Regions from separate parts of the Homo sapiens genome. Here region 2 is linked to region 1. Evidence: read pairs that join two places in POLR2A ChIA-PET (ENCODE). Cell type or tissue: MCF 10A. All regions are shown on one strand. Links, peaks and the distances in the headings refer to the core of each region. The heading gives the core; the rest is flanking DNA. Region 1 overlaps LOC105373262 (a long non-coding RNA gene). Region 2 overlaps SDCCAG8 (SHH signaling and ciliogenesis regulator SDCCAG8).

Region 1 (4,398 bases), core at 255-4,254:
ACTGGCACTCATTCTCTCTCCTGCTGCTCTATGAAGAGGTGCCTTCTGCCATGATTGTAAGTTTCCTGAGGCCTCCCCAGCCCTGTGGAACTATGAGTCAATTAAACCTCTTTTCTTTATATTTAAATTATCTAGTCTCGGGTATTTCTTCATAGCCGCGTGAGAATGAGCTAATACAGTTACAATCGCTTTTGATGTCTTTGTCATGAAATCTTTGCCAAGTTCTATGTCCAGAATGGTATTTCTGAGGTGATCTTCCAAGGTTTTTATAGTTTCAGGTTTTACATTTAAGCCTTTAATCCGTCTTGAGTTGATTTTTGTACATGGTGTGAGGTTGGGGTCTAGTTTCAGTCTTCTGCATATGGCTAGCTAGTTCTCCCAGCACAAGGAGAGTGCTGGGAGAACAAGGAGTCCTTTCCTGATTCCTTGTTTTTTTCAGCTTTGCTGAAGATCGGATGGTTGTAGGTGTGCAGCATTATTTCTATAAATCCCTTTCTAATGAACAATTCTCAGGTTGTTAATAGGTAAATGTAACTCCTGGGCCCAGCCCCTAGGGCTAAGTTGGCTGTTCACATTAAAATGGTGATCCTGGAGTCTGGCAATGTTAACAATTAAACAACTGTGCTCAATCCTATAGTCCCAACCCTTTGGGAGATGGAGGCCAGCCTAGAAAACATAGCGAAGCCTCATCTCTACAGAAATAAAAAAAATAGCTGGGGCTGGGCACGGTGGCTCACGCCTGTAGTCCCAGCACTTTGGGAGGCCGAGGCAGGCAGATCACCTGAGGTTGGGAGTTCGAGACCAGCCTGGCCAACATGGAGAAACCCCATTTCTACTAAAAATACAAAATTAGCTGGGCATGGTGGGGCGTGCCTGTAATCCCAGCTACTTAGGAGGCTGAGGCAGGAGGATTGCTTGAACCTGGGAGGCGGAGGTTGTGGTGAGCAGACATCATGCCATTGCACTCCGACCTGGGCAACAAGAGCGAAACTCCATCTCAAAAATAAATAAATAAATACATAAATAAATAGCTGGGCATGGTGGTATACTCCTCGCTACTCAGGAGGCTGAGATGGAAGGCTTGAATGAGTCCAAGGTAACAGTGGGCTATGATTGCTCCCCTGCCCTCCAGCCTGGGCAACAGAGCAAGACACTGTCTCTAAAACAATAACATCAAAACGAATGGTGCTGTTATTTCTCTTCTTATCCACACATCTCTCATCCTTGGTTTTAAACATTTTTCAATGTCTCGTATTCATATTGTTAGACCTAGTAATTCTCCTGCTATGCTATAATCTCTCCTAAGTGTGAGAATTAACGTAACCGCTGGCATCCGAATTTTTTGCTGAGAAAAAGATGCTATAGTCAATGATTGGGTAGGAAATGAGCCCTACGCTTAAGAGTCTGCTTGTCAAGCGGCCTTGCCACTGCCCAGGATGCGGTCACCGCTCTGCATTACTCAGGAGAAGGACCAGAGAGTGGAGAGTAGAAATGGGAAGGAGGAAGAGGATCACTAAGTGGCACCATCTCTGGACCCCCAAAATCTTCAGCAGTGTCTTCTAAACACAGTACTGCTTCTTGTGAGTGATTTCCTGTTGTGAAATCCAAAGAAGGAGCTCCGTTTTATGGCAGGATCGACATGGTCTAGGAGCAGAAGGCAGCCCTGAGCAGGCCACGCCCCCATCAATTGGCAGAAAGCTTCAGGATGACTGTGGCTTCCACCAGAATTGGAGCTTCTGAGACAATGTCACCTGGAATGTCATGATCTCAACTGACATCTGGGTTTCTCGGAGATTCGCCCAGGATTTGGTGTACAAGGGTGTTTATCACAGAATGACATATAACATTGAACAATTGGAAACCTAAAGGTACAACAGTGATCCGGCTACATGAATTAAGGGTGAGCTAAATGAGGAAATAATATGCAGCCGTTAAAAATTATGTTTTCAAAGAACATTTAATGACTTGGGTAAAACCTTCTGCTATAAGGTCAAGGAAAGACAAAAAATTCAGAATATTACTGTTGGTATTAGTTCTTTTTTTTTTATAAGTGCCCTTTTCTTGACTTAAAAATAAGACTAAAATTTTAACATAGATGACCCCAGAGTTTGTGGGATTATAAGAGTTTGTGACTTTTTTTTTCTTCTCTGTGATTTCCAAATGCTCCATAATGAGTGGAGTAATTTTAAAATCAAGGAAAATAAACATGACTTTTAAAGAGTGGGAGTGCAGTTTGTTTGTGTTCTTTGGTTCACTTGGCAGAGACTCAGGAGAGATGAGCAAGAAGGATGTTGCCCTTAAGTAATGTTTGGTCGTGATTTGTTTACACTGTACCTGTTTAGATAGAGACAACAATTGCTTAGCAGAGATGAGAAAAGATATTATCTTTAGGGGATCAGCAGTGTTTTCAGGGAAAAAAGAAAGAAAGGAAAATCAGAGGGAAGAGATAGGAAACAGAGGGAAAAATATGTTTAGGCTTTTTATAAAAATGGACTTAGAACTATCCAGTGATTGGCCGGGTGTGGTGGCTCACGCCTGTAACCCCAGCACTTTGGGAGGCCCAGGCGGGTGGATCACGAGGTCAGGAGATTGAGACCATCCTGACTAACACGGTGAAACCCATCTCTACTAAAAATACAAAAAATTAGCCGGGTGTGGTGGTGGGCGCCTGTAGTCCCAGCTACTCGGTAGGTTGAGGCAGGAGAATGGCATGAACCCGGGAGGCGGAGCTTGCAGTGAGCCGAGATTGCCCCACTGCACTCCACCCATCCTGGGCAACAGAGCGAGACTCCGTCTTAAACAAAAAAAAAAAAAAAAAAAACAACTATCCAACTATCCAGTGATTTCTTTATTTCTTTTTCTTTTTTTTTTTTAAAAGATGAAGTCTCGCTCTGTCACGACACAGGCTGGGCGTGGTGGCAGGTGCCTGTAATCCCAGCTACTCAGGAAGCTGAGGCAGGAGAATTGCTTGAGCCCGATCTCGACTCACTACAACCTCTGCCTCCTGGGTTCAAGTGATTATCTCACCTCAGCCTCCTGAGTAGCTGGGATTACAGGCGCCCGCCACCACACCTGACTAATTTTTGTGTTTTTCACCATGTTGACCAGGCTGGTCTCAAACTCCTGACCTCAGGTGATCTGCCCACCTCGGCCTCCCAAAGTGCTGGGATTACAGGCGTGAGCCACCGCGCCTGACCAATTTCTATTTCACCTTTTTGTGTTTCTAGTTCTCTTTTACCAAGTCAAAGAAGTGGAAGTTGGATTATCCATGTTTTGGCAATCATGCTGGAAAGAATTTACATGTGTGTGCACACACAGAGTGAGGCAAACCCTACTCTCTGTGTCTCCCACGAATTAACTGGTATAAGTAAGGACCTTGACCCCCACACCTGCCAAGCCCCACAGAATTGAGGAAACCTTGATCATGGAGCACAGCAGAGTGGAATGTGATGTTTTTCAAATCTCCCTGCTACCAGGCTCAGAGTTGCATGAGGCCGGACCTGACATATGATGATCCCCAAAATAGTTGAGGAATAAATTATATCAGACAGGGCTGGGCATGGTGGCTCGCGCCTGTAATCCCAGCACTTTGGGAGGCTGAGGCGGGAGGATCACCTGAGGTCAGGAGTTTGAGACCAGCATAGCCAACATGGTGAAACCCTGTCTCTACTAAGAATACAAAAATTAGCCGGGGGTGGTGATGGGCACCTGTAATCCCAGCTACTTGGGAGGCTGAAGCGAGATAATCACTTGAACCCGGGAGGTGGAGGTTGCAGTGAGCTGAGATTGCGCCATTGCACTCCAGCCTGGGCAACAAGCGTGAAACTCCTTCTCAAAAAAAAAAAAAAAATTATATCAGACACTCTGGGTCAGCCAGAAAATGCATCCAGCCCAGTGCCCCATCCCAAACTCTGGTGCCACAAAGACATAGCTGATCTTCTTGATATTGACCACCAAAGAATAGGATCACACTCCCAAGACATCCCACAACTAATTCTGGAGACCATGGTGTGACTTGGAATCAAGGACAAGTTACGCTGCTTCTGCCCGTGCAACCCTGGCCAAGCACGTCACCTCACCAGGCCCCACCTTCACAAGCATAGCTCAGGACTCAGGGATTTTCAAGGTAGTTTCGAGCACTAATAGTCTATGATTCTTTGCCTGTAAACTTTACATGCGAGAGATTGTGTGCGTGTGTGTGTCTATGTACGTGTGTGCATGCGTGCGTAATGCTTATTTGCCCAAATGGAAGATAACTTAGTGCATAGATGACAATTTCAATGATATTTAACCCTAAGGGAAAAATGAAAATAAACACCATTTGTTGAGCATCTCTTGAGTCTCTGGGACTATTCTTGGTGTTTGTGCCATGTTACCTCGTTTAATTCTTACAATAAC
Region 2 (4,398 bases), core at 223-4,222, 830 kb before region 1:
ACCCTCCATTCCCATCCCCATCCCCAGCACCACATTTTATAGATAAGAAAACGGAAGCCCAAAGAATACAAGTAATGACTCGAATCCGTTTTCTGACATCAGGTCTAGTGTTTTCTACTGTACCCACTCAATAACTTATATGCTTCCAGAAATAGGGAGGTGGACTAGTACTAATGATGAAAAGGAAAATATACAATGGACATAAATAATCAGATGTTTACCAGAAGCTATTTTGTCCAGTGACCTTGAGACCAGAAGTTGGATGGTTAATTGGAAGGTCAAAAAATACATGACAGGTGATGGATATGTGGGGCTGAGGCATATTTTTTGTGTGTAAGGATCACCTGATTTGGCATGCCATGTCATTTGCCCTGGATAAACAACACCCAAAATACATCTTTTATTGCACCCAATTTTGATTTCTCCAAACTAAGTGAGGACATAAAGACACTTGGGAAACAGCCTTCATGCAGAATTTGCTATTTTAATGGCCCTTGCCCACCAAATCTTTTACATTTATTTCAGGCACACCTAATTGGACAAACTTTTTGTGTTGGGGGGTGGAAATTCAGCTTTGTTGAATGCTTCTAAATCACTCCACTGCGTTTTCATAGAATCAGCAACTCTTTTTTTAACAATCATACTTCTGAATTCAGCAAACATGGAATTACGTTTATGTAAGCAGCACACACAGGCTTGGGAAGAAACATGGCTGACTTTAGGAAGTAGAGCACAACTGTTGGGAGCACAAGCGCCCATTTGTGCTGGTGAGTAGCAGTCATTGGCCATAGCACTGAGTGTGCCGTGGACATCATTCATGTGTTTGACAGAGGGAAAAGGAAAGGGTTAGTTGTTGGGTGATCAGGGTAAGTGGTGCTCCATTTAGAGAGCTTCTACTGTACTTTGGAAGGAACTACCTGAGTCAGACAAGTAAAGATGTATAACATAATAACTGGTTAAGAAGAATGTGCATTGCATTCTCCATGCACTATCTTTCCTCCTTCTTTTTTTAAGACAGGGTCTCACTGTCTTTCTTGCCCAGGCTAGAGTGCAGTGGCACTATCACTGCTTACTGTAGCCTCAACATCCTGGGATAAATTGATCCTTCCACCTCAGCCTCCCGAGTAGCTGGGACTACAGGCATGCACCACCATGCCGGCTAATTTTTGTATGTTTTATAGACACAAGGTCTCACTTTGTTGCCCAGGCTGGTCTCGAACTCCTGGGCTCAAGCCATCTGCCCACCTTGGCCTCCCATTGGGATTATAGGCATGAGCCACTGCACCTGACCAATTTTTTTCTTTGTGTCAGAGAAAGGCCAACTTGGAGGCAGAAGAAAGGGAACTTTATCTGTTTCCTTTCTGCTTTCTCTGTTCCTGGCTTAAGAACATCAGCCTCACCCCACCCAGAAGCTGGGCCAGTGGAGCTTTTATATACTGAGCAAACCATCCATAGCTACTTGGCAATAAAAGCATCGGCCACTGTTCAGCCTGGAGAATATACCTCATGTACAGGTTTTCAGGTGACCTGCTGCCCAGTTGGGGCTGCTTGGGGCTGCAGCCAGGCTTTCTCGGATGGGGACCTGATTGACTCCTTGCATAAAAGTCATGGAAGGACTACTTTCTTAGGAGACTGTATGGCTGAAAATACAAATAGCTTCAAATGGGTTTAGGAAACTCTTGGATTAAGAACCCATGCTTGGCCGGGCACGGTGTCTCACGCCTGTAATCCCAGCACTTTGGGAGGCTGAGGCGGGCAGATCACCTGAGTTCAGGAGTTCAAGACCAGCCTGGCCAACATGGCGAACCCCTGTCTCTACTAAAAATACAAAAATTAGCCAGGCACAGTGGCCGTGTCTGTAATCCCAGCTACTCCAGAGGCTGACAGGAGAGTCACTTGAATTCAGGAGGCAGAGGTTGCAGTGAGCCGAGATCGCGCCACGGCACTCCAGCCTGGGTGACAGAACAAGACTTCGTCTCAAAAAAAAAAAAAAAAAAAAAAAAAAAACCATGCCTCATTCTTAAAAGGCATTATGAATGTATTAAGTCTCATCGCTAAATGAGGAATGAACAAATCAATAGGTAATGAACAACTATTCTCTCTCTAAATTGGGTGAATATAATCCTTCCACTTTTCCTTTTATTTTGGGGGAGGAAGGGGATCTGAGCATCCATTCTATTTTTCTTCCTTAATTAGGTCTTAGTATCTATCAAGATGGTGATTATAGTGTGTGTGTGCCTGCGCACGCACACACACACTATCTTACATAACTGCCTGTTTACTCCTTTGCTACACTGTGACTCAAAGGGGTGGGGCAGCACTTTTGCAAATGTGTTTTACAGACAATCCGTCCTTCACAGATAGTCTTTGAAAAAAAGGTTTGCATGATATCTTAGTTTTGGAACATACTGCATAAACTATGTACTTTTTAGAGAGTCAGAATGTACATTAGGATATTAAAAGCATTGATAAGTCTTCAGAATTATTAACCATTTTTAAAATTTAAGTTATAGTTCAAATAATATAAATAAAAATATTTGTAAACATTTAAAACTTTACAAAGAAGGGTAAGGGGATATGGTGTGAAGAGCTACAAACTTCCCTGTGGGGTGGTTCTTGGAGACATGTCACCAAACTAAGCATGTAAATGGCTTCCTGTGGCATTTCTTAGAGGAGCTAAATAGTTTCTGCGTGGCTTTGTGATCATCTTTCACCCTTCCTGTCCCAACCGTGGCTTTTATTTTGGCTTTATTTCCCTTATAGCATAGTGTGCAGCAGGATTCCCGAGTCCTTGCTTCCTAACTCATGGGTTGGGAGAGCTGCTCATGGCTGTAGCTGCTGCAGGCACCCGCATTGCTGAACAATGGGAGGTGTCATCCACAGGTGAAGCTTGAGGTGTGGTTCATCCAGGCTTCTGGGACCTTGTCAAGGCATAGATTTAGACAGAAACAGGTCCTCCAGGGCTTGGTTATGTCCATTACTAAATCTGGCTGTAGCAAACAAGGAGAGTAAACATCTTTTCTTTATAGTTCATGAGCTCTGAAAAGGGATTTTCTGTTGTTCCGTTCTTCTCAGGAATCTAGAATCAAGTGTGAATAAAAGTAGAGAGGTGGTTGGTGTTTGTTCATGTATTTATTTTATTTATAGTTCTTTCACTCTACATACATACATTCTTCAGATATGTATTGTGTTCTAACAATGGTAACAGGGGCCTGTGGTAGGCTTTGGGGTTGAAAAGATGTGTAAGACTTAACCCTTGTCTCTCAGAATTCACAGTCCGGGTGCTCGTGCCTGAAAGACCTTTTCCTCCCCTGCCTAGAGACCTCTTATTTCCCAAGACACAGGTCAGCCATCATCTCCAGTACAGGCTTCCTTAATGCCACTCTCTGTGTTACTCAGCACTTCGTTCAGACAGCAGTTTGCTCAAATGTACAGGACATTATAATTATTCTTTGACTGTCCAACTTGTTTAGACTGTGACTCCTTAAGGACAGAAACCATACTCTGGTCATCTTTGTATCTCTTGCCTATAGTTCAGATCCTGGCCCTTAGAAGGCATTTACTAAATGAATTTGTAGTCCTTTTTATCTTCTTTTTAAAAATCATCATATTTTATCATCCTTTTTATCTCCTAAAATTGTAGAAGGGTAAAAATGAGACAAAAGCAGAACTTGATGTGTATGTGCAACATTTAAAAAATATTTTATAACCTCTCATGTATATCTTCATGTTTGGAAAACCTACTCACTATATGTGTGTCTAATTACTATTATGAAGTAATAAAAATCTATAGTTTTATTGTATAATGATGCACATCCAGTGGACACTCAGTAAGTGTTAATCACACTATTAAATATGCTTTGATCTCATTATAACTGGAGTGGCTGCCTGGCTCTACTTAGGCTATTTAACAACTCATTGTGTTATTAGTTGATCCTTATTTTTCAAGGTTTGTAGGTCATGCTTAATGGAGCGACTTGCTAAGGTTGTTAGCAGTTACATAAATGACTCTGACTTTACAAATTTTATGATAACCATTTGGAATGAATTATATATTTTCCAAGCTTTTGGTTCCCCCAGTGGCTGATACATTAAAGAATAATTGGTAAGTTGCAAAATTTGTGACAGTTTTGTTTTTAAAAAATCAGCTAAATTTGGCTTTTTACATATTGCTAGTGATTTCTGTATCATAGATGAAGGAGATAGCATAGACTTGAGGCTGGGAAACACGTTTCTTCTTTCACATAGCCAGGCAGAACAGCCCTTGGAAGACGATCCTTGGAAACACATTATCATTTCTTGTTCAAACCAAATATACTTAACTTCTGTATCTCTTCCACTTTAAAATCATTATTTTTGTGACCGACGTCTGGAAGTGCCCCAGTTTTTCCACATGGC

What was found. Peaks named below come from ENCODE experiments on the same cell type or tissue, not always from the same donor. Only the 100,000 strongest peaks of a DNase experiment are listed, where the experiment ranks them.
Region 2: POLR2A ChIA-PET joins it to region 1 with 8 read pairs; 3 of 35 experiments call an interaction of 5 or more read pairs at or near these places.

What each region holds. Positions count from the first base shown.
Region 1 is chr1:244,278,766-244,283,163 of GRCh38, forward strand. The region is part of intron 1 of LOC105373262 (a long non-coding RNA gene); the gene reads right to left. Among named protein-coding and RNA genes, the nearest start is that of SPMIP3, 72 kb to the right of the region's middle. In MCF 10A, for the core only: no CTCF peak of the experiment used is centred there; DNase peaks (open chromatin) are centred at 1,656 and 2,266.
Region 2 is chr1:243,445,270-243,449,667 of GRCh38, forward strand. All of the region lies in intron 16 of SDCCAG8 (SHH signaling and ciliogenesis regulator SDCCAG8), which reads left to right. Among named protein-coding and RNA genes, the nearest start is that of MIR4677, 100 kb to the left of the region's middle. In MCF 10A, for the core only: no CTCF peak of the experiment used is centred there; a DNase peak (open chromatin) is centred at 2,292.